Regions from separate parts of the Mus musculus genome. Here all the other regions are linked to region 1. The links are chromatin loops, found by intact Hi-C in ENCODE. Cell type or tissue: left cerebral cortex. All regions are shown on one strand.

Region 1 (2,500 bases):
GGATATGGCAGTCTCTACATGGTCCATCCTTTCATCTCAGCTCCAAACTTTGTCTCTGTAACTCCTTCCAAGGGTGTTTTGTTCCCACTTCTAAGGAGGGGCATAGTGTTCACACTTCGGTCTTCATTCTTCTTGAGTTTCATGTGTTTAGGAAATTGTATCTTATATCTTGGGTATCCTAGGTTTTGGGCTAATATCCACTTATCAGTGAGTACATATTGTGTGAGTTCCTTTGTGAATGTGTTACCTCACTCAGGATGATGCCCTCCAGGTCCATCCATTTGGCTAGGAATTTCATAAATTCATTCTTTTTAATAGCTGAGTAGTACTCCATTGTGTAGATGTACCACATTAGCTCTTTGGTTCTTAAGAGAAGTTCTTGACTGACACAAGGTTCTAAAATCACCTTGCTCTGTGCCTAGTTGAGGTAAAGCCAAGTTAGTCCTCTGCCTGGTGGCATCATCTCTTTCACTCCCAGAATCGCACAGCCTGGACTTTGAAGGTCCCTGGAGGCACAGGATGGATCCACAGAGACAAACCTAATTCAGTGGTTCTCAACCTTCCTAAGGAATCTACCCTTCCATGCAGTTTGTCGTGTTGTGATGACCCAAACCACAAGATTATTTTTGTTCTTGCTTCATAACTGTAATTTTGCTACTCAGATGACTCCTAATGTAAATATCTGTGTTGTCCGATGGTCTTAGGTGACCCCTGTAAAAGGCTAAAAGGTTTGTTTGACCCTCCCCAGGAGTCGTGACCCACTGGTTGAGAACCTCTGACTTAGTCGATTTTTTTTGCCTCTATCCTTTACAAGTTTGCAGTTTGATAGTAGAATGATTTAATATGGTTTTAAAATATCCTCCTTTTAGCTATTTTCGTCCACTTTTTGGAGGCGTTAACTATGGAAGCAATTATCCTCTTCATGACTGTTCTTCCCCCCCACCTCAGCTCAGTGAAGCTTTTTTGTGCTTTTTTGACACCTGATGCGTAGGTAAGGCTCTGGGCTTGTTTCCTAGTAATTTGAAGTGAGTTTCTTTCCCCTCGAGAGCTAAACGGTAGATGCACGCTTCTCTGAGAGATCAACCACAGTCTGCCGAGTGTGTAGGAGGACACCAGGAGCTGAAGAGATTATACTCTAGTGATGTAAAATGTGAAAAACCTTCCTGTTGCACTAACCCTCGACCATGGAGGTGCTGAGGGAGGTGTGGTGCGGACTTCCGGGGCAAGGTCACAGGCTGATTGAGCGCTTTCATGTCATGGTACCCAGATGACACTGCTTCTGGTTGAATTACTTCTTTTGGATCTAAACTGGGATCTTTTTAGAGAGAGAGAGTGTGTGTGTGTGGTGGCATATTTTTAGTTGATGGCCCCATGCATTTGAAAGCCTCAGGTTTTTACCAGTGCTCAGCAGGCTGGGGCGCTGCCAACAGAGAAGATAAAATAAGCACTCTGATTTCATCCAGTCGGTCTGATGTGTGCCAAGGAGGAAAAAAAAAATGCTTTCAACATTCAAAGAGGATGGTTTTTGTTGGTTTTGTTCCGAGTGAGGAGGGCATCAGAGTAGTTGGCTTCCACTCGGACAAAACTGGCAGTAGTTGACTGTCCCTGGGAACAGAAGGCACTTACGCTGTGGGAATCCGGTGCCAAAGCACATTTGAAAGTGGAAGGCCTCTCTCCTGTTTCCAGCGTGCAGCGAGAGTGAATCATCTCAAGATGGCCAGCCAGGGTCGATATGTGTCACTCCAGGGCTGGAGGACCGCAGGATGAAGGCCTTTGGTTTCAGAGTCCGTTGAGCCTGTGGGGCACAGGAAGCATCCGACAGGTGGTTAGTGTGGCTGTGGGAAAGCCAGTTGCAGCAAGGTCACCCTGGAGACGTTCACAGTGCATCTTGGACACAGCGGCTATTCTATGAAACCCTCATGTGTGTTACCCTAGAAACACATCAACTCCAAAAAAACCAGGCATGGCTACCATCTCCATCCCAAAGATGAGAAAATCAAGATAGGAAGAGGGGAAGTGACTCCTCCAGAGGCACTGTTTCCATGGAAACGGAGAGTGCTGTGGTAGGAAGGGCATTGGGACTTGATCTGAGGGAACTCTGAATGCCAAAGCTGGGGATTCTAGGTACACAACACTACACAACAGTGTCTTGATGAGTAAGATTACGGGAGGAGCCAAAGCTTGGTGAGCAAAGTAGATGCTGGGGACCAAAGTCACATAGATGCACTGGAGAAGATGGAGACAGAGCCTTCAGCCTCTCTTCTCTTCACCTTCTCATTCGCCTTTGAGGGGTTCTATTTGTTTTAGTTCTGGTTTAGGGCTGTTTTCTGTTTCATTTGGAGGGGCGGGGGTTTTGTTTTCCAGAAGGAGATATCGGTGAAAGCATTTTAGATCCCATAACTTTGTGTGTAATGCAATGATTGGAGTTACTTTTTCCTAGCAACTCATAGGAAAATTGTCCTCTTAAAGATTTGCTTTTATCCTTTTAAAATCATGTTTC
Region 2 (2,500 bases), 89 kb after region 1:
CCTGCCACACAGGTCTGTGTAACTAATGTGACACTGGAGGTGAGATGTGGGAGAGATTTATAGAGTTAATTTTTAGCTAAGGCTTGCATGGGTGCCAGTGGCTGGTAGGGATAGATGTGGTAGGGACAGGAGACAGCAATGAAGATGACATTTGAATTAGTTATATACCATGGTGTCATTATAACTCTCTGATTATAATGTTATAACAATGTGTGTTTGGGATCTCACAGTGTCTGAGAGTCATGAATCCATGATAGCCTCAACAACGTGGCTGGATATTATGGGCTTTGTGAGGCTTGGGGGGGGGGGACGGACACGGGACTGTGTTTGCTTATGCTGCTGTGAGCTGAAATATCCATCTCTTGTTACAAGAACCTCTCCATAGATTCCATCGCAAGGATGGAGGCAGGAAGAAAGGAAGAAGGGAGAAAGAGCAATCCCTTCAAGGAAACCCTTATTTCTGCCCTGGTATTTTTCACAAGTCTATATGGAGGGACCACACAAAGGGGTGAGCACTACTGATCAGTGAGCATCTTACAAGCAGGTACTTGTTGCTACCCTGTCGGCCTAACATGGGAGACAAGCAAGGATAAAGCCAGCTTGGGAGGGGAGGGCCAGAGCAAGTGACAACTCTTGTTACCCAAGGAACCTAGACATAATCTCTTTATAGACAGGGTGTCTTTCTGAGGCTTAGTCATGGGAATGAATGACTAAGAACACTGGAGTAATTCAGTAGGCAGGAAGTGGGCCTCAGTTCAAGTCAGTAATGTCAGGACAAATTCAGGGGATGGTATGGTGGCAAAGCAAGGAAAGGAGAGGCCCCAGGGAGCTGCTTTGAGAGGGATGGAGAACATTAAATGAACCCACAGTGCTGGTGTGTTGTGAATAAGGATTAAGATGTCTGATTCTAATATGCTGTATTTCTAGAACTTTCAGCTTCAAATTACTGATGAAGGGAGTCTAGACTAAGTTCAGGAAGGACACTGAGGGGGTCTGTTCGAAGGACCTGTGTCCTCTCATTTTGTGTTGTTGTTTTATGTTCCAATCTGTGCTGAATGATATTTTCTAGATAGCTTGTTTGTTTGTATTACTACCATCCCTGTAGCTACGTTCGCTACGTACCTCATGATGAGCACAGTTTCTTATAGTGTGAGCCCTAAGCCCGGAGGAGATCATGTAAATGAATGAGAGTCATGAAAAGGTTTAGAAACATGGAAAGGTTTGTGAACATGCAACGATCCAACGTTAGTTCATAAGAAATGTGGAATGAACCGGAGATGTTTCTGGCAGCGTGCACCTGTGTCATATATGTAGATTCCCAAGAGCCTTGCTGTTGACACACAAATGGACCTTCTATACATGTCAGGCAGTGCAGCACTAGCGAACAGCACATCTCGAACATCCCAGCTCAGACTGGAGACTATGTGTGAGAAGAACTGCAGTGTTTTTACTGGGCATGCCAAGTTCTCTGCTCGTATGGAAACAATGATTTAATTATGGACAACAACAACTTTTTAATATTCCCTACTGCCATTCTTTAGCTTGCATCAAATGAATCTGTCTTTGGATTGTATTGAGTTAGAGCGTTTGAGCTGCTGAGTTGGGTTGCATAAATAACTGTGAAATGAGTTCTGGCTTTGTAATAAGAAAGCATTTCCAATGATTTCTGAAATGTCCCTAAACATATGTTTGTCATCTTGTCCTGTCTATTTATGTGGAGCGGGGATTCTCAGCACTGACAATTATAAAACCAAAATATCAATTAATGCTGAACATTTTTAAAGACACTTCATGTCTTTCAGAGTCAAATATTCGGTCACAAGTCAAGCCTTTGCATGAGAATAAATAAGCAGATCGGTCTCTTCATCAGAATGTAGATTTGGTTTTGATTTAATAAGTGGCAAAATTATATGTCTACCAAAGAACTGTTTTCAAATAAATGTCTTTTCATTTAGTGTTAGTAAGTGTTTGGTTTATATACCTGGTTTAAAAGCTGATGGTGGCATGGTGGTATCTTGGGCACGCCGGAGCTATGATGAGAAATGTCTGAGAAGCCCGCTGCAGAGCAGTCTGTCCACTTTGTATCATGTACTGATTGCTTCGGATCCTGTTCAAACCCAACCAGAAATTCGATGTTCTCATCGCTCTACTGCCGACCAAGCAATGGGGAAAGGCACGCGGTTTCTACTTTACAGATGTGTAGATGAGCGGTGAGTGGTGAGAACTTGAACTCAGAGTTACTCTGTGAGTAACTGATGATCACAGTTCTCAGTTCCCCGTGTCCTTACTGGACAGCCACCTGTGGTAGCATCCTAGAATAACAGAGACACTTCCGTGGTGGATCTGTGTTTTACAAGCTGATTATGTATTAGAGAGAGAAATATACGAAACAGGAGCATATTCCTGAATCCAATCCTTCGGGGAAGAGTCAAATGGCCTTTTCCTGCTACACACACACACACACACACACACACATCCACATATTGGGAATGCTTAAATA
Region 3 (2,500 bases), 150 kb after region 1:
CTAATTCAGCTTGCCTGTTATCTTGCAAGCACCACATGAATTTTCTCATCATATTTCCTTATCATAATATTATGCTTCTTTTCTATTTTATTTTCAGCCCCTTTTTTCATCCCAGCCTTGTTCTTATTAAAAGATTCACTTTATTTATGAATGTGTATGCAAATGCCTATGTGTATGTGTGCATATACATGCACATAAGTGTGCTGGTGCCATGGATCTTTGGGAGTTGGAATTACAGACGATTGTATGCTGGCACTTGAATTCAGGTCCTTACGACTGAGCAGAAAAGGCTTATAACTGCTGAGCCATGTCTCCAGTCCCTTCAGGATTATTTCCTCTGTCTTATTTCATAGATTTTATGTTCACTCAAAACATTGAAGAATTAATTTAGATGCTATCTGTAGTTTTTTAAACACATATTTCTGAATATAAGTTCATTCTTTTCCTATTGAAGGCTGTGATTTTATCCTTTAATCATGTGTAACCCTTTTTATAGGCTCCACTTTCCTTTCTTTTCTTTTTTTGCTTATTTATCCACAAACAATGGGAAGGTTTTAAAATCTTTACACACGATCTAAAACAACATAGTGTATTTTTCTTTGGATCTCTCATTTTCTATATAGGTGCTATTAAAATTAAGTTCTGGATATTTTTCTCTGTATACGCATATGTATGTGTATTAATTAAATAATCCAGCAACTTTCAGAAATGTGGTTGTAGAGGTTGGGGAGATGTTCAGCAGTCAAGAGTCCTGGCTGCTCCTGCAGAGGACCCAGGCTCAGTTCTCAGCACCCACATGGAGGTTCACAAGCATCTGAAGCTCCATTTCCTGAGGGAGATCTGATGTCTGGTCGCTGTAGTCACATACATGCAAGCAGGCAAAACACTCAGACTCATTAACAACAACAAAGAAATGTGCAAGTGTCTAGGATCACAAGGAACTTGCTGGTATTGGTGCCAGCACAGCAAGGGAGAGCCCTGTTGTATCCAGAAAACAAAGGCCATCCTTTCAATTTGCCATGACCTAATGAATTCCTGGCTGTCCCAACAGGGCTAGGAGGAGCACAGAAGCAACAGGCAGTGTTGTCCTGCACTCATTTCCTCACAAGCTTCATCCCAGGAAATCAGTGAGGATGAAATGGTTGCTTCTCTTACTGGAAGGCAAGTAATCCAGAGCACAATCCGCTCTAGAACAGTCCTCATCGGACAGAGGTCCGTCCTCACTGGGGGCAAAAGCAGCGCTTTCAGTGTTCGGCTCATGTGTTCTCGGTCAGACAGAGGAGAGGGCGTGAACCAGCTGCTCACTCCTGCTTAGGTCCACACACTTCCGAGAACCATTACTTAGTGCTTTTTCTTCACACTGACGCTCAGTGAGCTGCACCAGGAAGCAGGCTCCCCGAGCAGCCTAGAATTTGTACATATCTGCAGTGTGTCACATGATGTTTCCATAAGTGGATGTCCTGTGTGATGTGCAAATCAGAGTGAGCGGATCTGTCTCCTCCTGCCTATTTTTGCAGTGAGATCATAAGAAATCTTCTTCCACTGAAACAACAGAATGCAAAATCATCCTCTCTAGTCACCCCACCGTGTACAGAAGACCCGCTCTTGCTCCCCTTATCAGCTGTAACAAAGGACCTGTTGACTGGTGTTTCTTCTCCACAGCTTGCTGGCTCCGGTTTTCCGAATAGGAATTGGTATGTGAACCAGGAGTGCACAGTAACTCAATGTGTCAGATGACTCAGCTCCATCTTACACAAACAGCACTGCAACCTGCTACATGCTGTGATGATAGAACACCAGGCACAGAGAAAATAATGAAATCACGTGGTCTCAGAAAGAAAAGTGGAGAAAGGTGTTTTAATTCCAGGCTCCTTCACCAGTGCCAGTGCTGGTCCTTGTCAAAGCTTAGCTCTTCCTTTGCCTCGGAAGGCAACAGCACCTATCGCTGTGCATGCTGTGCCATGTCGTCTAGTCGGAGGGCCGTATGGAACCCAGATGAATTTGGGGAGAACTCCTTTACAATGTTTTCACAAAACTTGCTTAACAAGAGAAAATCCTCACCAAATGAAAGCAACTTACAAGGGGGCAGCCAAGGCTCTTCTTCCATTTACAAGCAATCTTTCGATGCCAGAGAGGAAAGAGCAGATGAGAACAATTAAAGTCCTCAAGGGATAGCTTTCACTTAAGATCCAGAGACTCACAGGCAAATATATAATCCGCTTTTGTGCTTTGAAAGTATAGCAACATCACCTTCAGAGTTTGTAATGGAGATACTGAAAGCTATTATTGTTTGTGTGATTTCTACAAGGAATATAACTATGGGAGGTCATTACTCATACATGACGCACAGGTGGATCTCCCCTAACTTGCTAAGGAGCTTAATCTTTAGATTCCAGATTTGCAATTCCAGAATTGCAAGTTTCACACTGTATTAAGAAATGGACTTATTTCAATTTAAAACTCAGTATGAAAAGTCATCTGAAGAGGCAGAAACATGAAG

The links. Peaks named below come from ENCODE experiments on the same cell type or tissue, not always from the same donor. Only the 100,000 strongest peaks of a DNase experiment are listed, where the experiment ranks them.
Region 2: it touches region 1 in a loop (7-fold over the local background); 5 of 42 quality-filtered maps call a loop at or near these places.
Region 3: a loop joins it to region 1, with 5 times the contacts of the local background. A loop is called at or near these places in 4 of 42 quality-filtered maps.

Annotation. Positions count from the first base shown.
Region 1 is chr3:146,619,221-146,621,720 of GRCm38, forward strand. The region is part of intron 4 of Uox (urate oxidase); the gene reads left to right. Among named protein-coding and RNA genes, the nearest start is that of Dnase2b, 4.9 kb to the left of the region's middle. In left cerebral cortex, no CTCF peak of the experiment used is centred here; DNase peaks (open chromatin) are centred at 1,063, 1,454 and 2,064; H3K27ac peaks cover 2,145 bases.
Region 2 is chr3:146,708,577-146,711,076 of GRCm38, forward strand. No RefSeq gene overlaps it. Among named protein-coding and RNA genes, the nearest start is that of Gm36521, 25 kb to the left of the region's middle. In left cerebral cortex, no CTCF peak of the experiment used is centred here; DNase peaks (open chromatin) are centred at 691, 1,271, 1,547 and 2,385; H3K27ac peaks cover 425 bases.
Region 3 is chr3:146,765,386-146,767,885 of GRCm38, forward strand. The region is part of intron 1 of Prkacb (protein kinase, cAMP dependent, catalytic, beta); the gene reads right to left. Among named protein-coding and RNA genes, the nearest start is that of Prkacb, 46 kb to the right of the region's middle. In left cerebral cortex, no CTCF peak of the experiment used is centred here; DNase peaks (open chromatin) are centred at 1,087, 1,511 and 1,655; H3K4me3 peaks cover 1,484 bases; H3K27ac peaks cover 1,454 bases.